Regions from separate parts of the Mus musculus genome. Here regions 1 and 3 are each linked to region 2. The links are chromatin loops, found by intact Hi-C in ENCODE. Cell type or tissue: heart. All regions are shown on one strand.

Region 1 (8,000 bases), 440 kb before region 2:
CGGACACCCCAGTATTCACCCAGTGCACTACTTTGGAATAGTAGTTTTAGTAAGTAAGTGGGGGAAAGCAGAGAATGAAGAAGGCCCTTGAAGTCCAACAGTGAAATGTTTAAAGATGACAGTGCTCTGTGGAGTTCCCAAGGTTTTGTCTTGGAAAAAGTCCACACTTCCAGTTCGCAGAAAGTCTTTCTCAACATCATTTAGAATAGACTTCCCCCACCTGGATCCCGAGACTGGCCGTGATCCACAGCGTTCACAAAGGGCACGGTTCGAGATGGGAAGTTCTTGAACGGCAAGACAACTGGTTTCATTATGTCGAGGAACTTTGAGGAAGTCACCAAATCCACGATTTAAAAATATATTTCCTATTATACAGACACACCTACTTTCTAGAATTAAAACTGAGTCATTTGCTTGATATTAACTCTATAGGTTGTATAACTCTATATGTAAAGTCATGTCAAGACTGTCACGTATCCACGTATCCAGAAAGGGCTTGAAAGAGATGGGGAATCGGATGGTAATTTGAAGTGTCTGGATTCTGAAGATAAAATTTAAGTCAGAGATCTTATGACTTCAGATATTTTGCTTCTAAAGCGCTCACTGCTCAAGCCTGAAGATTTGAAATTCGGGTCCTCATTACCCATAATAAATGCAGTGATGGCCCATTTCTGAGACCCTAGCCCTGGCAGCAGGGGCGCGGATGGGGATCCCTGGACCACGCTGGCCGGCTAGTTTGGCCAGCTGCGAGCCCGAGGTTAGGTAAGAGAGACCCTCTTTCAAAAATCAAGGTGGGAGCTGTAGAGGAAGGCAACCTATGTGGATCTCCAAGCACACGCTCCCCCCCACCCCCACCCCCGACCTCAGGTTCCACTCCCACCCAAAATAGAGCTGAGTTGTTTACTCTGGACTGTTTCTTTGAGGGAACCTGATTTACAAGAAAGCTAATGCAGGTTTCACTTTCACTTTTAGTTTCGTTTTTAAATAGTGTTTGTTTGTTTTTGTTTTTATCGACAGCCTCTCAGTAGCAGCCCGGTTGTCTTGGAGCTCTCTCTATAGACCAGAGACTCACCTGCCACTGGCTCCTGAGTACTGGAATTAAGGCGTGTGTCACCGCACCGAAGCCTAGTTTCGTTTTTTCTTAAACTGTGAATATCCCAAAGCTGACTCTAAAGTCATCCGCAGGAAATACTATGAGATAAACTCATGCTCAAAGGGACTGGGTGGCTTCGGTTTCACAGACAGCGGAGGTTGGACAAGGCTTCCGCGGAGTGGGCGGGGCTCTGAACTCGAGATAAGACCAGGAAATCGTGGTCCCCAAGCCTCATGCCAGGCTGCACTTGCACGTCGCGGGCCAGTCTCCTCGCCTGCAGGTAAGGGAGCATCTTCTCGCGGAATCCGCTTGCAGGGCACTTTAAAGAGCCAGAATCCCTAGACCTTTTTAGGACGGAGAAGGGAACCGGTTTCCTGGGAAAGTTAAGAACTCAGAATCCGCAGTTTTGTGTGTTTATGGATCTTGTGGGTAGGTAGCTGGGTCAGAAGAGATGAATTAATTGGTCCTAGCGCGACTTGACTGTTTGCTAGCAATGACTGGGTCTTTCCACTTGAAGCATCTCCGGAGGTCCCTTCCTCTGTCGAGGTCTAGGATGCTGGAGCTTAAGATTTTCATTCTATCTGCCCAGAGAACCTAAAGGATTTTTGGAAGAAAATGTCCCAAACAGTTCTTAGATACAGTGACCTAGGCTATGTTAAAGTTTAGGTTGGGGTTGTCATAAGAGGTGAAAGTACAATATTCTATCTTTTTTTAAAAATAAATTATTACAGGTGCTTTCCTATGAATTACTTAGCCAGTTTTTTTTTAATTGCTATATTCCATTGTGCTGGGTTATTAAAGGGCATCACTCTCCCACTGAGGAATGCACAGGTTAGTAATAGTGCCTTACTAGCTCAGTCATCCACTGACCATCTGTGTATGTGACTGTCTGGAATATGGCTAGGTATTTCATTTAGATAAACTCTTATATGTATAAGTACTTCATTATGTTTGAGTGTCTGAAAGGCCTTTGTGTAGAAAAAAAAAAAACAACAACCTGAGAATACATTCCAGAAAGTATCCGCAGCTGATGATGATAGTGACCAAGCGGTGTTTAAGGAGAACTTTATACAGGGAAAATATTCACCTTTCCCAGCTGAGCATCATAGATAGGAAGACATGATAGTGGTTATATGCTGCTCTAAGGAGGGATGGAGAAGGGATGGATTTGAGCACAGGGTTCAGGATCATTTGATAGAATTTGAAAACTGGGTAAATTTTCACTCTTTTGAGAAAGGAAGTTTGCATCTGCTTCCCCTCCCCGCCCCAGGCACTCTTCCCCCCCCCATCCCCCCCCGTGCCCCCCCCCCCCATGGGAAGATAAAGAAGTGGCGTTCCAAGATCTTCATCTGGACTTCCCCTGGGACAAACCTATTTCCCCATCTTGAATGAGCGTCACTTCTTTACTTTAAACTCTGTTCTGTGAAAGGCTCTCAGCTCTTGTCTGGGAATTTGTGAAAGGTTACAGTTTCTTGCCGGAGGGAGGGAGAAGGTGACCCTGGACTCTTAGCCCATGTAAGAGGTGCAGGTTTAGAGGTCAAAGGCCATGCTGATTTACATGGTCCCTGAATTTCCCCTTTTGATCTACTGCTCACACCTGCACCCTGAGAGCCAGGGAGGGGAGGATATGATACTGAAGAAGGTGACTATCAGACCCAACCCATCACCTTTCAGACTTTATACTAAGCTTTAAAGCAGACTCATAAGCAATAGATAACTGTTCCAACTGAGTCTGCCATCAACGTAGGAAAAATTAGGTACAGTCTTCAGTGGATATCATGTACCTCATTGTGACTGTCTAGTACTCGGCTTGGCCATTTCTCCCAGGGCCTCATTGCAACAGTCACTGTGTCCTCACAGGCCTGGATGTCATCCTGCCTCATCTGCTTGGGCAGATGAACTGGAGAGATATGATTAATAATGAGTCATTTGATTTTGCTCTTTTTGTAAATGTCCTTGGTTTGGTTTGGTTTGTTTATTTTTTGTTTTGTTGTTGTTGTTTGTTTTTATTTTCATGCTCTTGTTGTTGTTTGAGACAGAGTCTCACTATGTAGCCCAGGCTAGCCTCTTCCCCCAGTCTCTCAGATGCTGTTGCATCTGCCCTTTTCTAACATCAATGATTCATAATAATCAGCAAGAAGGCTATGACCTTAACAGTCAAAATAAGTAATCAGGTAATTATTGAGAGCTAAATATTTATTTAAACAAATCAAGTTGCATTTTTCAAGAATTGAATGGGGGGATCTAAAAAGTAATGTTTGTGCTGCACAAAGATGTAGTGGTATCAGTTGCCATAGTCTTTCTCCCTAGATCCGCAGATCTCCTTAGGGAAATCTATAATTCAAGCCTAAACTTGGACCTGGTACACAACTGGTACTCGCCCAAACATTGGCCAAGCACACACATATTTGTGACTCTGAAAAAAGGGACAACACATAACAGCAAAGGCGCTCCGTGTTAGGGGCCTGTTAAATACAAGACTTGGGGAAATTATGCCATAATCTTACATTTTAAAAATGGCTATTACATGTGTGAGACAACGGGGGCTGGAGAGATACCTCAGAGGTACTAGGCACACATATGGCAAGCAGATGTACAAGCAGGCAAAACATTCTTAAAAAACAAAAACAAAACCCCAAAACAGATTTCTTTCTATATTATTTATATGGGGTTCTGCCTGCGTGTACACCTGAAGGGCAGAGGAGAGCACCAGGTCTCATAGGTGGTTGGTTGTAAGCTACCATATGGTTGCTAGGAATTAAACTCAGGACTTTGGTAAGAGCAGCCAGTGCTCTTAACCTCTGAGCCATCCCTCCAGTCCCAGACAAAACACTCTTACACATAAAATAAATCAATCTTTAAAAGTGTAGAGGAAAATGGCTGAACAGAAACTATTGACAGACATGCTGAGAGTGGTCACCGTTTCTCCAGCTTGGCACTGGTGGTGCTGTAGGCCATCTCAGTGTCTGTCACCTTGGGGCGGGGCGGGGGGCGGGAGGGGGGGAAGGCGGCAGGGCAGGGTCTTGGCAGCATCTCGGGCCTCTATTTCATCACATCAGTAACAGCTCTCCTTCGTCCCAAGCAAGCTTTGGCAACCAAATAAATATGTTAGCCAATATTACCAAACGGTCCCTAGAGGAGAATGTGTGTAATGTGCCTACATTCGTTTTTATAACAACACCAACAATATCCAACCATAAAAATAAACTGAAATGGTCACTCTACCTCAGTGACAACGTCTGAGCTCCGTTTCAGGGTCCCTCACAAGAAATTCGATAGGTGTAATGATTTATTTTTCCTAATAAGTAAAATGATTATTCACTCATTTGAAAATTGGACACACACACAAAAAAATGAAGAAAAAATTTGCTATTTCATCTCTCCTTTTCTATCTCTTTCCCTTTAAAAAAAGTATAAATGTGGGCTAAAGAGATGGCTCAGCAGTTAAGAGCACTGGCTGCTCTTCCGGAGGTACTGAGTTCAAACTGCACCAACCACATGGTGGCTCACAACCATCTGTAATGGGATCTGATGCCCTCTTCTGGTGTGTCTAGAGACAGTGACAGTGTACTCACATACATAAAATAAGTAAAAAAAAAAAAAACAAAACTTTTTTTTAAGTATAAATGTGTAAGAACTTACCTGTCTTCCCTATAAAAGCCACAATTACCTTTGCAGATAATCACTGTCAGGCAGTGTCTTCAAGAGAAGTGGGGTTGTTCTACGACACAAGAATATTTTTGTTTATATACTACCCTCTAAGCTCCTTCCTACTTCTCTGCAAACTCATCCCCTGTGCATATACTGAAATCTATCCGTCACGGTATTTTGAGTATACACAGTTATCCGTCACGGTATTTTGAGTATACACAGTTTTATTAGCTAATACATGGGGTATTTCAAGTCTGGGACTGTTGTTGGCTGTGTCATCTCTGTTACATATGACTTATATTTTCTAAGATGAATTTCCAAGACAGGAATAGAGAGATCATACGACATGCACAGTTAAAGTTTTAAGAGATTACAAAATTGACCTTTAAGAAGCTATACAATTTCACATCCTTTCCAGGAAAGGTCAAGAAATCCCTGTATCTTCACTAATGCTACCTATGAGGAGTCTGTAATTTTGGTAGAGCAGAAGGTCCAAATGGTATCACAGATCCTCCATGGACTTTCTTATCGAGAGCGTTCTTTCCGCTTTTATTGATTATCCTTCGAGCTATGTGAGACTCTCATCCGTCTTCCTCTTGACCGATGTATAGTTTTCTCACTGAGTTCAGAGGCTAGGATGCAGAAGCCGTCCTCGTCAGCTTTATACACCTTTCAGATTGACTGTGAATGAGCACACAGGTCAGAGAGACGGTAAGGGAAGACCTACTCTCCCATGAACGTTGTAAACATGCGAATAACACAGAAGCAGAAAATGTAAACTATTAGACTGGCTGGAATGTAGCGCTCACCTTTGAGCCCACTCCTTTAGACACCGGTTTCATGGAAGAATGGCTCCTGTTTCCCACCTGCTGCTTCAGCAGTGCCCCAAATAGTGCCAGATTCAGAGGAGATACTCAGTGTTTGCCGAGTGAATTAGGAAAGTGTTCAGCGGAGGGGACACTAGCATTCAGACATCCAGACCTTAGAGTAACCGGGCCAGATGGAAGTCTCCTTCCTTCCCATAGCTGTTACCACTGTACTGTCTTTACTGGGGAAAAGATTTATCATGTGGAATAGGTGCGAGGCAGAGGTGAGATTTTAATGGGGAGGAAGCATTGAAAAGTGAAAGTGAAAATTGGATGCTCTTTGCTTTGAAGCTTTGCCTAAAGCAGGTTTTAGCTTTCAAATACGTTTCAATGTTGAAAGAACGCATGATACATATGGAGGGGGGCCTGGGGGGGGTCCTTGGCTGAGTTTGAATGTACATTAACAATCTGGGGGGCTAATAACTCAATGTAAAGCTGCTGATCCCATCATACTGACTTCTTTCCACTTGGTTCTACATGGCTTTGAGTTACAAAATGAAAGCATTGAATTTTGAACTGTTCAGCTGTGTTTCCACACTTGCAAATCGGTTGTTGGCCAGCCCTCAGAATTGCTTCAGTTACAGCTGGCTCGTCTGCTCTTTCCAGACTGGCTTTTAGGGCTTATGTATATATGAGAAGGACACATTTACTAGTGTCTCCTTGCTCTGCTATTGAAATTAAGCAGACCTCTCTGTGTTTCCCGTTACTAGATAGTTCCCAAAACATGAGGATATTTGCTGGCATTATATTCACAGCCTGCTGTCACTTGCTACGGGGTAAGTCACCAAATCTTTTCAGTGGGTTCTATATTTTCAATATTTTAGCTATGAATTAAAAATGGAAGTAATTTGTGGGGTGTGTATGTGTGTGTATATGTGTGTGTAGAGGGGGGTCTGTGTGTATGTGCAGTTGCTAGGCACACATAAAGCGTTCATAGGACAACCTAGAGCTTAGTCCTCACCTTCTACCTTGTTTGAGACAAGGTCTCTTATTTGTTGTACATTGCTGAGTCCTGTAGTTCGGCTAGCTCAGAACCTCCTGGGGGCTCTCCTGTCTCCACCTCCCAGTCCACTGAGATTGTAGGCACATGCTACTGCACCTGGCTTCTACCTGGTCTCTGGGGATTTGAACTTGGGTCCATGGGCTACACAGCAAGTCGTTTACTTACTGGGCAATCACTCCATCCCCTAAGATAATTATAAGGAATATACCTTGCTTATCCAAACACATTCTCATTCTCCTTTGCCATAAATAAGTTACTTGGCAAATATATTGTATGTATTTTTAATAAATAAATAAAATCTTAAAAATAAATAAAATTATTTGTGAAGACAAAAAAAATAAGTTACTTGGAAAGGATGAAGGAAAATACTGGAGCTTTGGGTGTGGTTTAGTAGTAGAACACTTGGCTGATGTAAAAAAAAAGCCCTAGGTGCAATCCCAACACCAGAAACAAATGAAGGAATGAACAACAACCGCCCCCACCCCCCAGGGGATGAATATAAAAATATCAGGTAATACAGAACTAACAGGTGATCCGTTTCCTATGAATAACTACTGAACATTCCCAGGGAGGTGGCCCACTGATAATATATTTTTATTTATTGGTTCCTTTTAAACAAGACTGGGAATATATTATCTAGCTTGCATCACCACCACCACCCCCCACCCCCGCCCCATGAAGTTATTTCAAAGAAGAATTTTAGTGTTCATGTGATTCCCTAAATAAAATGATAGTAACCTTTTACCCAGGTTTTCAGATGTGTTTGGAGGAGTTTTCTGTCTTCTGAGGGCTGGTCCTCTTTCCTTTTCAGCGTTTACTATCACGGCTCCAAAGGACTTGTACGTGGTGGAGTATGGCAGCAACGTCACGATGGAGTGCAGATTCCCTGTAGAACGGGAGCTGGACCTGCTTGCGTTAGTGGTGTACTGGGAAAAGGAAGATGAGCAAGTGATTCAGTTTGTGGCAGGAGAGGAGGACCTTAAGCCTCAGCACAGCAACTTCAGGGGGAGAGCCTCGCTGCCAAAGGACCAGCTTTTGAAGGGAAATGCTGCCCTTCAGATCACAGACGTCAAGCTGCAGGACGCAGGCGTTTACTGCTGCATAATCAGCTACGGTGGTGCGGACTACAAGCGAATCACGCTGAAAGTCAATGGTAAGAATTACCCTGGATGGGGAAGGCTTCATCCGTATTTAAAACAGCTCCCTAATGTTGAGAGCTCTTCATTCTTGAGAGTTCGCACGCACTTCTCACAGAACAACAGCAGCCTGTTCTTCTCGCTCGTTTGTTCATTCGTTCGTTCACACACTTCACCAGTGAAAAAGCCTAGCACTGTGTGTTTGATAGTAACTTGAGATTCAGTACCAGATAATACTCAGCCATGCTTTG
Region 2 (8,000 bases):
AACTAAGCCAAGATTTCAAGTCAATCCCATCAAATAAATTCAGAAAATGTATACTATCAACTAATCTAGTTTATCATCACTGTCACTGGATAGATGATGAAACAGATCTGCTCTAACTTGTTCACAATACCAGTACCACTAGGCTGCTCACTAATGATAATGTGGCTCCTCTTTACCTAATACCTCACCAACTGCTCAACAGAAAGCTCAATAGTATATGTAGCAGCTCAAACAGAGGGCGACCTCAGGAGTCAGGTCTCTCCTCTACTCCATCACAGGAGTCCAGGGGTCAAATCCGGGTCTCAAGCTTGGCAGCCAATACTTCCCCACTGAGTATTCTTGCCAGCTCCATATATGCAGCAACCTTAAAGTAATTTTTACCATTTGAAAGTAATAACTCAGTGTCTAAGAAATATACGTCAGAAGACAAAACTTAGATAACATGTGATACTTGTTTAATGACTAACATACCACACATCTCTTGAAGATACTCATAAGGTCATCTCTTTTCCGAAAACCATAATCACATAAAGTCTGTAGAATACTGTTCTTGAACATCGATAAATCCAACCTATATTCCAAGAAGCTGTAGCTTTCACTCAGTTCTGCCCACTCAAAATACTTGCTAAGTTATGACTCAGATTTTAAGCTAATATAAAAAAGAAAAAACTTTAGTATCCACAGATATAGTCTAGCACTTACAAAGTGTTTGCATACATCAAATAACAAAACACAAAAACACGAGGGACTCAAAATTATCTATTTGAGACTATCACATTACTTTTGCTACTAAAACGCATGAATTTTTATTTCTTTTGGCCTAATAAATCAGAAACATCTATTTTTTTTATTAACTTTACAACATTGCTAGTTTAAATTCTAAGTGTAGACCTCATGGAGCTATTTCTGAGCATAAGCTATTAGGAATAATATTTATACATTTTTATGCAAAAGAGAAATAACCTGTCATTTTGTAGACAAAGATTTGTTATTCACACAGTAATTTTGAATATATCTATAGTTGCGCTGTATATACATGCTAACCTTTAGAACTTCCATAGAGCTATCCTGTCTCATTCTATGTGCTATTTTTGCCATCTGTAAAACTAGGTGGATGACAAGAACACTAAGGTTCCTTCTGTGTTTCAAATCCTGTGACATCAGTCTGGAGTATATTTAGCTATCTAACAATAATGACACGTGGGACTGGAGAGTGGCTCAGATGACTAAGAGCACATACTGCTCCCTCCCAGAGGACCAGCGTTTGATTCCTAGCACTCACCTCGGGCGGCTCACAAACACCTGTAACTTCAGCTCCAGTGACTCTGACAAACTGTGGCCTTCACAGGCACCTGCACTCACATGCATATAAGCCCTCTGCCACAAGTTAAAATAAATCTTCTTTTAAAAAAAGTTTTTACAATTTATGACATTTGAATGGACTGCTTTTTAAATATGTGCCATTTCCACTACACTACACTGTAAAGAGTAACACAGTTTAAAAAAAAAAATCACCAAATAAAAATATTAAACTTACAAAGCTAATTTGTAAACACTTAACCTATTACCAAATAATTCTACTTCACTGCAGAAAGCAAAAACAACTTTAATCTGTTTAAAGAGAATCTGCCTTTTAATGAGTAAACACTTACTATATTATTCTTTTAGTGAAATTATTAATAAATTTTAAAATAGTATATGAGAAGCCAAAGACAAATGAATAACAGATTTTACACATTTCATACAATGCCCAAGTCCAGATCTGAGATAATATTCATTTTATTACACTACTGTGCTTAATACATTGAGTTACATGACCTATATTATTGACTTTGTTAAAAAAAACCTCATTTAGTCCTCACAGCAACCTTTTTAGTAGGGAATATTTTATAGACCCTATTTTATAGACAAGCAAACAGGTCAAAAAGTCAATCAGTCAAGCTCAGCCCGGTAATAAAACTCAAACCCCCATTCCAGGAGCTGGAAAGATGACTTAGCACTTAACAGCCCTTGGTGCCCAATCAGGAGGACTTGAGTTCAGATCCTATTACCATGGAACCAACCTGTAACCCCTGCTCCAAAGGAGATGAAGACTGGAGGCTGGCTGGGGCTTGCTAGCTTCCAGTCTCTTAAAAAAATATGCAAATCTCACGTTTTCCCAAAGGAAAAAATGTAGAGTGTTGGCGGCCACCAGACACTTTCTTCTGATTTCCACTGCATGATCATGCCCCATCCCACACAGTGCACATACACTCTCTCATACACACAAAATTAAAAATCCTGGTAATTAATTAATCTACTTTAATTAACATTTCTAATATTTTAACTTTTCCATTACTGAAAAAGTTAAATTAACTGGGTTCATGTTCACTATATACTGATTATTGTATAAAACACCTTCAGTGTCCTATGTTAACTTATTTTCTCTTCTCTATTTCATTTAGTAATAAAAGGGGGGGAATCATATAGATGGTGTATACCGAAAGCCCTGTACAATTTGAATTATTTATAATTTCTAGTAGAATAAAAAATGTTTGAGGCTGGGTTCAAGAGTGCTTGTCTGGCATGCTTGAAACCCTCTGTTCTATCTAGCACTGGAAAAAGTCTCCGACAGGCCCACACCATGCAAGTCTAAACTTATGAAAGACGTTGTGTTGGTGCATTCATTTCTTGTCACTGAAAAAAAATTCAATTTCCTCATGAAACGGAAACATTTAATCACACTTAAATTCCAAATGGTTGAAACAGACAGTATGCTCGACTATCATTCCCTACGAGCAACATTATTTTTCTAAAGGTATCTCGCCCCACGTGCCGTTGTAAACTGTCTATAAGTGGCGGGTTCAACTTCCATCCTACAAAAAGGCTTTCGCCTTCTCCGGTAGGTCTTACGTCTTGAACCTTATCTACCTGTTATATCCGAGTTTGGGGTTCTTAGGACAGGGCTACCTTCTCGGCTTTGGCGTGGGTGCCCACCACACCCCTCCGGTCCCGCGCCCAGCGCGGCCGCTCCTCCTCCCGCGGTTCTAGCACCAACTCAGCACCTATCAGCGCCGCCCCCCAGGCCCTGGCCCAGCCCCTTCTCGGACACGTGTGTGGGTGTGTTTGTGTCGGTTTGTCAGTCCCACCGGGGACCCGAGCTCACTTACCGAGAGAGAAGCGCCAACTTCTGCTCCAGCAACATCTCCAGCTTCTGGCCCTGTTTGGAGATCCAGTGGTCGACACCGTGCAAGCGGTAGCAGGTCTCCAGCATCAACCTGAAGTCCGCCACAAACTCCGTGATGCCCCTGTACTGGCCGCTGGAGAACTTCTCCTCCATCTTCAACAGACACATGCCCTGGCTGGGCTGCTGCGGGGGGACGCGACTGCCCCGGCCCCCGCTGCGCCGCCCTTCGGCCACCTCTTCTTCCCCGGCGGCAACGCCCCCCAAGGGCTGCAGGAAAGGGGCGGTGAGGCCGCGGTGCTTCTCCTGCAGGAACTCGCCCAGGATGCGGTAGCCCTGCTGCAGCTCGTAGGTCAGCTCCTGCTCCTTGCAGCCACCGCCTGCGACCACCGTCGTCTCCGACGCCGCCGCTTCCTCCTCCTCGTCCACCGAGGAGGCACTCCTCCGGCGGACCAGCCCCGAGGCCCGGGCCGCCGCTGCCACCACCACCTCTTCCTCGTTCCCTTCTCCGGTCGGCGGTGGCGGCCGCTCCTCCTCCGCGGCCCGCTCCATCTCCCCCGGTGGCTCCGGCACGCTCATGCCCCCGGCAGGCCCAGGCTGGGTCGAGAGGAGCGGCCGCTCCGGGCACCGGGGGACGCGGGAGCGCGGGCCGCTTCCTCAGAGATCCGCGGCGCCGCGCAGCCCCTGCCGCATCGGGCCTTGCTCTCCTCCGTCGCCGGCCGGCCGGGGACCCGCGCGCGCGGGGGTCTCAGGCTCGCGCCCGAGGGGCGGGGTTACATGGCGCGCGGGGGAGGGGGGAGAGGAGAGCTAGGTGCCCTCCTCTCCCCTCCCCCCGGCGGCGCGCGGCCCGCGCCGGCTGCACGCTCCACACCCGGCCCGGCCCGCGGGGCCTCGGCGCCCCACCCCCTCCCGGGCCGACGGGGCGCTGGGAGGGGGCGAGGACTAAGAGGGCTCGGCTCCTTCCCGAGTGGGCCGCAGCCCCGGGCCGCCGCGGCTCCGGCTCCTCCTCTCCCTCACACCCCCTCCCGCCCCTGTCTACCTGCGGGGGGACCCGGGCAGGAGGAGGCGGCGCACGGACCGGGCCGGGCGACGACTGTCAGTTAGAAGCCCCGCTGGGCGGGAGGGGGCGAGGGGAGGGGAGGGGCGGGGAGGAAAGGGGGAGGGCACTCAGCCCCCCCGGCCGGGGAGAGCCGGGGAGAGAGGCGAAGAAAGAGCTGCCTCCGCCATGCCCGGCGCGCATGCGTAGTAGCACGGGATGGCCCCGCCCCGCTACGCGAAAGCCCTGGACTTGGCTCTCCCACAGGCTCGGAGGCCCAGGGTGTGGCGCGGACTAATGATGTCATCAATATGCGGACGTCTGTAAGGGGTGGGGTGGAGGGAGAAACAGAGCGCCTGCGCTGGCGCAGTCTGGAAGGTGAACCATAGACTGAAAGTTTCCTTTTGGTGAGACCCTTACTAGTTCTAAAAATTTTACTGTTAGTTTTCTCAAGGCAGTTACTAGATAACCTTTGTTAACACAAGTGAATAACGAGAGTGAACAAGATTCAATCCTCTCCGTTGTAAAATATTCTTTGTACCTCTCCTTCCTTGTGACTGGGTTTTGTTTTTTACAAAAAAAACAAAAAAAACCCCAGCGTTTAGAAAAGTTTAGAAAGAAAAATTAAGAGCTCCTCAAAAGAAGAGTGGTGGCCTGTAGAACTCTAGTTCTCGAAAGCGAGTCCTGTTTTCTATTGACTTTTAAAAACCGAAAAACACACGAGATCTTAAGTTCGGCTAAGAATTTAAGAGAATGCAATCTCACTAAAAAGTCTCCATATGTCTATTCTAAGCTGTACAGCTTGTCACTGGTGTGGCTTTAAAATCTCGCTACATATTTTTAAATGACTAAAATATGGACTCACTACATTAGTTTACTTGTTGCTTAAAATGACGGGGAAATTAATGAACCCCAAATAGATGTCACAGCTTTCTAATGCACATAATATTCAGACTTAAACTTGCTTGAAACTTGGAATGAAACATAAAACCAAAACTATAGAAATGCATCTTAAACATGATATTCATAACTAAATGGTTGAGATTATCTCACCTTCAAAATGGTTTGCGACTATAAACAAAGACTTTAACTACTAAAGGACTGATAACATTTAATAGTGTAAAACTTTCTTGTGGGGACTCAGTAAGTTAAATACCAGTTGTAAGTAAAATAGTGCAACAGGAATACAAGTTATTAAAGTACTTCACATATACACAGACTTATACACATGCATGTATTTATCTGGAATTTATAGTTTTCTCTCAGACATACCACGGTTCATGATGAAAAGGTGGGGCAGTTATACTTCAGCAACTGACAACTGTATGGCTAGCCTTTCCTTCATTTCCTCTGACAAAGCCCACAAATCTAAAGCCAACCAAACTCAAGAAAATGTCCTCTTTTAGCCACCAGACCCATTTCAAAACTTTACACAATAGCTTCCACTTTCTGAACCTTGTGCTACTAAGCACTTGGTAGTCATTATCTTCTTTGACTCTAACAACAACCACATAAGCTACCCATTAGGCTATCTTACAGATGGGGAAACTAACAGGAAAAGTTTGACAAAATTTAAATTTAAGAACTCTTACTTCAAAACTCCAATTGCCCAATTACAAATCATTTGTCAGATTTCTACAAGACTACAGAAAATGAAAAAAGAATCTTGGTGAAAGATTTCTTAAGACATAGAAAGAGCTACAGATAATTAGAAGGAGCCTTAACTCTATTCATGAACTGATCCTAGTTATTATGAAAGAAAAAAATCAAGTCCTTGGACTTAAAAAAACTTTTATTAATAAGAAACATATTGTTCATAGGTTAATTATAGATAAGAGAAGAACTGGCACTTAGTCCCACCACCCAGAGAAAACATAAACTTCAAGGTAGCTATTTTTCTATTTATTTTAAATACAATTATAAGCATAGTATATATCAAATTCTGAGCTATCTATAATCCTGACTTTATATCCCTGTCTGCAGTAGTCCTAGATAGACCTAGTAGGGGAGGGAAATTCCATGTAAAAAAATTTTAAAGTATAAAAAAGAACACAGTAGAAGGACAATCAACAGTAGTAACACTGACAATTTATTGAGCACTTACTGGTTCGGACATATTTGGTCTGTTACATACACAGTACTCACAACAGGCTCAGGAAGTCACAACAGACATTCTTGTTTGTAAGTTTTGAATGAAGTTCCATTAAGTAGAAGTCTTTTCCTATCCTACCAAAAAAACCCAAAAAAAACAAAACAAACAAACAAACAAAAAAAAACCTTCAACACTAAAGACATTCCATTTAATGTAATTAACCATAAATTGATAGCTGTTTTGTAATACACATACACTGATATGTGACTAGTCTTAAAGCTCTTTTCTTTTTAATGTTTAAGGATAACATTTTGTTTCACTGTTTCTGTAGAATCTGTCAAAATAGAACTCTATTTAACCCCCATTCTGAATAAAGGTTTCCCTTTATGTTTGAAATGGGAGTTACGGGGATATGACATACAAACACAAAATAATACTTGGCCAAAACATGTAACAATACCTGACTCCCACAAACACTGACTATTTAGTATTTATTACACTGTTCTAGTCTGTCAGATTCTTTCAGTGTTAAATGTCTCCTCAGTACCTCCTCCACACCCATGAATGTTTCAGTTCTAGATAAATTCTTTTAAACCAGTTTGGTTAAGGAGATTTAAAAGTTCTCATAACTCTCAGCTGGATACTTTAGGAACTGTTTTTAGACATGCTATAACCACTTTTCAGGAGTACCATATGAAAAGGTTCACTTATATTGTAGAAAACAACTCCTACAACCACTGCCATACCTTGACACACTCAGTTCTAGCATCCGTCCCTCACTGTAACAAACACAGTATTACCAAGGAAGAACAAGTCTGCCACTGTATTCTTCACCCTCAATTCCAGAAATGTTTAACCTGGAAGTCTCCCTTTCTTTGTGAGCTTTTTTGCATCTTGTGACAGTCACAGACATCTTGGCACAAAATATACCGTCTGCCCAGCATCAATAGGTCAGACAAATAACAATTTATACATTTCACACTAAATAGGGGGAAGGTGACAAATAACTCTAGGACAACTGGAAGCACAGGTTACAACCACAGTTTAAGAAGTGACACGTGCAAAGTAAACAGGAGACCTTAACACTAATCCTGGAGAAACATAGAAGTATGAACTGCTTAGCAGAGAGAAATGGTATATCTCTCATTTGTAATGAATCCACTCACGACACGTTGTAGCTACTTTTATGATAGATGGTATTAAACTGCTTCAAGCAAAACTGAGTAACTCATGTAAAGCTTCCTGCTGCTCATCATCGAGTTGAGATGTGCATTCCAACCACAATTCTTCAGAAGTCTGTATCTGACGGACAACATTAGCTAGGCGTTTGGCACAGGGGTCTTCATGGCTAATAGTTTCATTAATTTTTCCTTCTGCGATTATACTGATGATTTTGGGAAGATTGGAATTATTTGGACCAATCACAACTGGGTGGTTGCTTTCAATTAGGTCACAGAGAAAATTCAAAGTCTGAATAGCTTCTTCTTTATCTTCATGCAGCGGAAGCCACGATAACCAGTGTGGGAGAACTTCATCCACATTTACACAGTTGGGCTTAAACTTCAGAATCTTTCCGATTGCTGAGATACAGTTCTCTGTAGCAATCACATTCTTTTTGGTTTTGGAATTTGCACACTTAATAACTTTTACCAAGAGTGGAACGGCTTCTGAACACAAGGAACGGTAGTCATCTCCACCAAACTGTGCCA
Region 3 (8,000 bases), 280 kb before region 2:
TCGCCGCCGCCGACTCGGCCGGTGGCGGTGTGGGAGGTGGGCGCCTGGCCCGGGGCCGCCGAGCGTGACAGACACGGCCGGGGCCGCCGGGGGGCTGTCGGGGCCGCGCGCGGACCATGTATTTCCTGAGCGGCTGGCCCAAGAGGCTGCTCTGCGCGCCGCGGAGCCCGGCCGAGGCGCCGCTCCACGTCCAGTCTGACCCTCGGAGAGCGTTCTTCGCCGTGCTGGCCCCGGCCCGCCTCAGCATCTGGTACAGCCGAGTAAGTAGGCGCCGGCGTCCCGACTTCCCCCGAGCGGCCCCTGTCCGGTCCCGACTTCCCCAGAGAGGCCCGGATCTAGTCCCGATTCTCCCCGAGCGACCCTGGCCCCGTCCCGACTCCCTCCGAACGACCACCGTCCGGTCCCAACTAACCCCGGGCGAACCCAGAACCATCCTGATCACCCTCCCTATAGTGACCCTGGAACTGGCGCGACTGCCGCCGAGCGACCCCGGACCGGTCCCGACTTCCCCCGAGCGACCCCGGCCAGTCCCGACTCCCTCCGAGGGAGCGACGGCGGTCCCGTCCCAACTAACTACCCCCGAGCGACCCCAGCCGGTCCCGACTTACCCCGAGCGACCCTCGCTCTCGAGTTGGAGCCGCGCGCGGACAGTCTCCACTGCACCCCAGTCCCCGCGTGGCACCCACAGCCGCGCGCCAGGCCTGGAGCTCCCTGGCGGAGCCCAGACTTGCCTGCCTCTCTGCCCCCATTGCCGCCGAGCCAATCTGTTGGAGCGTCCCCCAGCACTCCGGCAGCTGTGGCGTCCCCGCTCCCCCACCCCCCACCCCTGCTTTAAAGGTTGTTGTTTAGTGGAGTTCCGGAAAGCCTGTTGGTCTTTACCAAGTGTCAGAATTTACAGTCCTGTGGTAATTGATTTCTGAAAACTTAAAGACTTGTTGGGTTTGAGTGTAGATATCTGGTAACTTTAGCTCCGGGTCTCCCCCACACATCACGGACTCCAGTCCTTTTCTTGGCTGCTCTTGGACTCTGGAGAGCTCTGCTGGGATGGTTGGAGAGTCGGGGAGCTCACGTCTGTCCGCGCCGCACCTGGAAATTATTATTTCCAGGCTTAGAAAGAGCATGGGGTCAGAATTCTTTGCTTTCAGCCTGGCTTTTTTTTTTTTTTCCTCCCGTGCCTTGAGTTCCGAGTAGATAAGAGAATTAACTTGAAAAAGTAAGGGGTGAATGGGCTAGCCCCCGTCCGGTTTTTGTTGCTCCTGGACATCTGTAAAAATTACAGAATTCTGAGTTTTAAGATCCCCCCCCACACACTGCATTCAGAGAGACAGTACTAATTGATGTCAGAGTGGTGGTGGTCTTGAAAAGAGACTAGAGGTTGGTTGACCTTGCCCTTGCTAGATATGTGAAACACTGGTTTTGGTTTGGTTAAACCCTTTAGATCTCTGCTTATTACCATGGTGTGCTGATAATGCCCTTGATTGTCCGCACACACAGCTGTGGTAAAACCGATGCTAGAATTTAAGCAATTTAATTGGTTTCTCTTTTACTATTACATAGTTAGGCTATTTGTCACTAAGTTTTGGCTGACCTAATTTTCAGAAAGGTATGAAAACCGCAGGTTACTAAACAATTACAGCATCAGCAATGTGATACTCAGATCCGTGCTGAATTGAATTTTTAAATATGTGCGTTGTAAATGTAAGTTGGTACCTAAGTGAGATCCGTTTTCAATTTATGAGCAGTTGAACAACTTTTATGTAGTGCAACTATTTAAAGTCAATAGTTGTTTGGAAGAGCATAATTAGAAGTTGAATTTTACATTGTTTCCTAAATTTAGTAGTTTTGTTCGAATGTAACACTTTTAAAATCTAACGTTTTAATCATTTTAACCCCTAAGGATACAAATCTGATTTATGTAAGTTTAGCATGGTAGGCCAGAAGCTTGTAGGCTACCTTCTCCACACACACCCCACCCCCACCCCCACATTAAAATGAGTCTCAGTTGTCTTGTGGACATTGTGACATGGATAAAATCTGTTTGGCTTGGGAGTTAGATGTAGTGTTATGGAACTTATGCATCCTCTGTTCATTCCCTTCAAACTCCCACTCTACACACCTGAGTCTCACAAAAGTACCTTGGTTACTACTGATCTCTAGTGTGTGAAACTTAGAATTTCACACACATACAAAACAATCACACACAGGGAAAGAAAACGTTTTCAGAGGGTAGATTTCGGGGAAATATATGGGTTCAGAGGCATAAAGTGAAATCAATTTCTGGACTATGGTAGGGAGCCTACAGGGCACTCTAGGTTTAGAGTTAACCTGAAACTCTGTGCACAAGCTTTGTGATTTAGAAAATCATGCTTAAATGAGATGATTCAAAGTCTGATTATGTGGCTGAGGAGTGGGAACGGTGCCAGGCTCCACCTGCCAAGTCTCCTTCTCTTGGGATATATGCTTGTAGCTTTTCTTATCCTGTGAGAACGTTCATTTTAACTTTCTTATTTCCAAACTTTACAACACAGTGTTTAGGTTCAAAATATTAAAAGCAAAACTACCTCTAGGTAAATCAAAGAGGCTATCACTTATACCCATAATTTGGAATGAATTGGTTTAAAATACCTTCATTGAGAATATGAATGTTGATTTTATTTATTTAATTTTTAGACTATTGTGAAGTTCAAAAGGGGTTTACAGAGTTGAAGTGGTAAAAAGTTACATTAGGACATTTGAAGGCAGCGATAGTGACTCAAAAGAGAAAGAATAATTAGATTTTGTTTGTTTGAAATTTTGTTAGTACTCAATAAAGTAAACATGCATAAGAAAAGGGTAGTTTTAAAAGAGAAAACCTGCTTTGAGGAAGAAATGTGCATTTAGTCTCAACTGGTTATTTGCTTGTCCGAAAAAGTTGCTGTATGTGAAATTTTGATTACCCATTAGACTATGGGAACATTAAACTAAAATCTCTAAAAATAACAGTACATTTTATGGGTCTTCTAGTAAACTTTTTTTTTTTTTTTTTAAAGATTTATTTATTATTATATGTAAGTACACTGTAGCTGTCTTCAGACACACCAGAAGAGGGAGTCAGATCTTGTTAGGGATGGTTGTGAGCCACCATGTGGTTGCTGGGATTTGAACTCTGGACCTTCAGAAGAGCAGTCAGGTGCTCTTACCCACTGAGCCATCTCACCAGCCCCCTTTTTTTTTTTTTTTTTTTTTTTTTTTTTAAGAGTTATTTATTTTATGTGCGTGCACTGTAGCTGTCTTCGGTTACACCAGAAGAGGGCAGCAGATCTTATTACAGATGGTTGTGAGCCACCGTGTGGTTGCTGGGAATTGAACTCAGGACCTCTGGAAGAGCAGTCTGTGCTCTTAACCGCTGAGCCATCTCTCCAGCCCCCTCTAGTAAACTTTTATGAACCAGTTATAGCTACCTTTATTATGTACTAAATTGCTATTTGAAATTCCAGTGTTTTAGAGTCATATCTGTTCAGACTAATTTTCTAGACAAATTTGGAAGATACATGTGAATGCTGTTTGGTTTATGAACAAACATTTCTATAGATATCCACTTTGCTTTTTGATAATTAAAATAGCACATTTCATCACTAAATTGGGTTTGTTGCTTGGTTTTCAGTGTGATGTGTTACTAGAGGTTTGCCCTTTGGACACTGTGATTCTAATTCGGAGTTCTAAAACCTAGTCCAGGGGCCAGCCAGGCCTAAATACGTGGCTCAGCGGGGAGAGTGCTGCCTGCCATCCCTGGTGATGCACATAGTAACAGCAGAGGGTCACTCCTGCAGGTTGTTCTCTCCTTCATGATTATGTGCTTGCACAGCCACACAGAAATACACTAAATAAATAAGTAAACAAACAAACTAGTAATTTAAAAGCCTACTGGAGTCTATAATAGTGTTACCCACACTTTTTGGAGCTAAACAACAGCCTAAGTGGCTGTTTTAAAAAAATATTTAGAACATGGGTTGGTAGCTCCTTCCTGTAATCCAAGCAGGACTGGGAGATTGGGAGGATGAGGCAGGAACTGCTGTGAATTTGAGGCCAGCCTGGGCTAGCATAAGGGCTAGCCTAAGACTTTGTTGAGGAAAAGGAAGGAGGGTGGGCTGGAAGGAAGGAGGAAGAGGGAAGAGAAAAAGAAAAGAAAGAAAGATTTAGTATCTATGTTAGGATGGTATATTTCTGTTAAGAGAATTGTAGAATTCAGCTGGGGCATTGAGCTCCCCCATAAAATGAGTATTACATGTCATGAACTGGGTTTTGTTGTATAAGGAGGACCGTGGATATTCTTTTAATAGACTCCTTAACTGTAACTATGAACGACTACATATGTGAACCTTAAAATATTTAGGATGGTTTCATTCTGAATTAGATACGTACTCATCTCAATTTTCAGGTCACTGATTTTGAAATATTTAAATTACTTTCACAAGTTTTTTTGAATACTAATTGTAAAGGATAGCATAAATAGGCAGCACATGAAAGTAATGAAGTGGCTTATTATATAGAGAAAACATTTTGCCCAATGATGTATGTTACTATGATGCATGAAAGCCTTCTGTTTTTTGTTTTTTTGGTTTTTTTGGGTTTTTTTGGTTTTTTTTTGAGACAGAGTTTCACTATGTATCACTGGCTGACCTAGAACTCACCATCACACCCAGAGAATGAAAGTCTTTTGAGTTACCACTGTGGGTTGCTAATAGAAAGTTGAGATTGGCAATTCATTACTGTCTCCTAAATAATGTATTTGAGTAATCCTGAGCAGAAACTTGCATTCCTGTTGATGTGTGCTAATAGTGCAAAATCCCTGTTACTGTGTACATAGAAAACACAGTAAGGTAGATGTCTCAAGAGCCAAGCTGTAAGTATATAATTAGCTGTGTCCTCAGGAAGGCTGTTTCATTTCCATCTCCTTTTCTCCAATAGTTGTATTTCACCTTTTCAGCTCTGTTACTGCCTCTAGAGGCCTTCCTTATAAGTCCACATGTCTGAAAGTCTTCTAGGGTTCGCTTTTTGTTAAGGAATAAAGTTCAAACTCCTTGGTTTGATATGAGAGCCACTCCTGTCCTGGAGGCTCTCTTGCCTCATGTCTGATTATTAGTATAGTACCTATCCTTCAGCTTCTGTTGCAACCCGTCTTTCTCCATGAGTCATCGTTACCTACCATAACCGGAAGGGTTCATTTATTGATAAAGTACTGTTTTGGGGTTTTTTCCTTCTTGCTTTACTGAAGCATATATATGACAAAAATTGTAGAACTTATATGGTAAAATGTTTTTATATACATGTGTAGTGATAGCTATAATCAAGCTAATAAGCATGCCCACCACCTCACATAGTTCTTTTATGTGTGATGAAAACACTTAAGATCTACCTCAGGCTATAGAGATAGCCTAGTGGTTAAAAGCACCTAACTGCTCTGGGAGGGGAGCCAGATTTAGTTCACATGCTCATGCCCTCTTCTGGCCTCTATGGGCATAGGGTACCCATTTGGTGTATATACATACATGGAAGCACACACTCATACATATAAAAAATCTTTTTGGCCTCCCTCTGACCTACACACACACACACACACGTACACACACACATGTACGCACATTGTAGCACATGCATGACCCTCACCCAACACACATATTACTATTGTATAATAATAATGAACAAATTTCAAGTTATAATACTATTACCTGTAGTCTCCAAACTCTTCATTAAATTACAAAAATTGACTAGTCTTAAAACTGTGTATTTGTATTTGACCCAAATCACCCCATTCCTTCCACTCCAACTTCTGGTAATCTCTGTTCTAGTCTTGGTTTTTATGGGTTTTACTTCTTGAGATTTTACATATGTAGTAGTTTCTGCAGTATATGCCATCCTTTGTCTGGTTATTATTTCACGTTATTTCATTAAAAGTTCATTCCTATTGTACTAAGTATCCGGATTTCCTTTAAAAAAAAAAGACCGAATAATATCCCTTTGTATACACACCACATTTCCTTTATCAGTCCATCTGTTGACAGTCACTTAGATTGTTATGGTGACTGGAGTAATGCTTTAGTGAATACAGGCATGCAGATAACTTTTAAAATACTGATTTCAATTCTTTCCTTTGTACATGTTTGAACTAATACTCTATCTATGCTCAAGTGTACATGCAGATAGGTACTGAAGTTATAGGATTATGAAACTATATGGTTCTTTTAAAAATTTGTAAATACCCCATATGGTTTTTCCATATCAATTACAGTCTCACCAGTTTTGAGAAGTTCCCTCTTCTAGATCCTTACCAACATTTTATCATTTGACTTCTTGGGGAAATCCATCCTAACGAGTACAGAAGCACTATCTGACATGACAGCTTTGATGTGCATTTCCCTTTGCACAAGCTGCCTTTTCATGTCATCAGCTGTTTTCCTTGCTGGTTGGGAGCTTTTTAGATTCACATATTCCCACGGTTCATTTGTGCTTTGGTTCTTTGCTTTTGGTGCCATCCAAAACATTTACCAAAACCAGTATCAGGGAGCTTTCCCTCCATTTTCATCATGAAATGGGGTGTTTCAGGCCCCATGTTTAATTTAAGTCTCCAGTTGCCCTGACTTGGCCTTGTGGATGAGCGCTTTTCCTTTCCATTTGGATATCGAGGTTTCCTGGCACCATTTGTTGAAAAGACCATTTTCCCTTTTGTTCAGTCTTAGAGTCCTTATCAAAGGTGCAGTGAGGTGTGTGGGGTTGTTGGGGTGGGGTGCTTGGTGTCTCTGTAAGGTTCTCTTCTGTTCCATTGATCTCTGCCTTGCTTCTATCCAAATAGTGTGCTATCTTGGTTGCTGTACCTATACATTATACTTAGAAACCAGGTAGTATTAATGCAGTGTTGTTTTCTGTTTGATTGCGTTCACTCTTTGGTCCTTTGGATTCTCTATGAATTTTAAGATTGTTCTGTAAATGTCTATGAAAAAAATCATTGGAATTTTAATAGGGATTATATTGATAGTATGCACATTTAAACAATGTCAGCTCGTTGTCCATGAACATGGGATATCTTTGCATTTGTGCCATGCTCAGGGTCTTACAGTTTCAGTGTCACCTGGTTAGTTACACTTATATACTAGTTTACTTTTGGATGCTTTTTATAAATAGGATTGCTTTCTTAAGTTCTTTTTCAGTTTGTTTTTAGTGTAAAGAAACATTGGTTTTGTGCTTAGTTTTTATGTCTTGTAACCTTATTGGCTTTGTGTACTTATTTTTAGTTGTGGAATCTTTAGGGTTTTCTGTATTGCACTTCTTCCTTGGACTTCTGCTTTTATTGTAAATTTTACACTTATGCTTTATTTTTAAAGCTAAATTTAAAGCTTTTTAGGCAGCAAAATTAGCTCATTTCATATTAGCCAGGGTGTCTTGAACACGGTACAAGCCTGTAAATTCTGGCTACTTAAGAGGTTGAGATAGGATAATCATTGCTTTTCAAGCAAGGCTACTTTCTCATTTTTACCCACATTAGCTTGCTTTTGGGGTTTTAAATATTCTTTCCTAGATTTTTCTTGTTGTCTAAAGGAAGATTAGTCCAATTATGTTTCTTTGCCTTTACCTTAAGTTATTTCATGGAAAAGAATTTTGTGTATTTTTACTTTTCTGGTTTTGATAGTGTGGGCTGTTACCTCACTATTGTTTAATAGTACTTTACTATCAGTACAATTTATTCTTATTTGGCCAAGGTTCTATGAATCTTATGTGATTGGAAAATATTTGGAAACCACAAATATCAAAAATATTTGGTACTTATAGTGTTAAGGCTGAAAAATCACTGTTGCATTTGAGATCCTCTGGTAGTCGATTGTTGCATAGCAAAAGGGCTCTTTTGTTTAAACATTACTTTTTTTTTTTTTTTTAGAAAGTTTCCTATAATGAATGTATCAGTCAGGCCATTTCTCTATAGGCTTGAGGATCCCTTGAGCTTTTGTTGATGTTCCTTCTTTGGGTAT

The links. Hi-C counts contacts between places; a loop is a spot of excess contacts. Peaks named below come from ENCODE experiments on the same cell type or tissue, not always from the same donor. Only the 100,000 strongest peaks of a DNase experiment are listed, where the experiment ranks them.
Region 1: a loop joins it to region 2, with 8 times the contacts of the local background. A loop is called at or near these places in 3 of 42 quality-filtered maps.
Region 3: a loop joins it to region 2, with 3 times the contacts of the local background. A loop is called at or near these places in 3 of 42 quality-filtered maps.

Annotation. Positions count from the first base shown.
Region 1 is chr19:29,366,134-29,374,133 of GRCm38, forward strand. Cd274 (CD274 antigen) reads left to right here and starts at 1,305. Exons shown (of 7, transcript NM_021893.3): 1 at 1,305-1,373; 2 at 6,321-6,386; 3 at 7,425-7,766. The coding sequence starts at 6,335. It also overlaps a transcript of Plgrkt not described here. In heart, a CTCF peak has its summit at 4,622 (motif pointing left); DNase peaks (open chromatin) are centred at 238, 678 and 1,258; H3K4me3 peaks cover 1,673 bases; H3K27ac peaks cover 1,076 bases.
Region 2 is chr19:29,802,133-29,810,132 of GRCm38, forward strand. 9930021J03Rik (RIKEN cDNA 9930021J03 gene) reads right to left here and starts at 3,877. Exons shown (of 8, transcript NM_172836.3): 1 at 3,150-3,877. The coding sequence starts at 3,742. Ranbp6 (RAN binding protein 6) reads right to left here. Exons shown (of 1, transcript NM_177721.4): 1 at 5,976-8,000. The coding sequence ends at 7,501. In heart, a CTCF peak has its summit at 3,403; DNase peaks (open chromatin) are centred at 3,079, 3,729 and 4,469; H3K4me3 peaks cover 3,279 bases; H3K27ac peaks cover 2,301 bases.
Region 3 is chr19:29,522,407-29,530,406 of GRCm38, forward strand. Ric1 (RAB6A GEF complex partner 1) reads left to right here. Exons shown (of 26, transcript NM_001081319.1): 1 at 1-260. The coding sequence starts at 117. Among named protein-coding and RNA genes, the nearest start is that of Ric1, 4.1 kb to the left of the region's middle. In heart, a CTCF peak has its summit at 3,290 (motif pointing right); a DNase peak (open chromatin) is centred at 645; H3K4me3 peaks cover 1,786 bases; H3K27ac peaks cover 1,567 bases.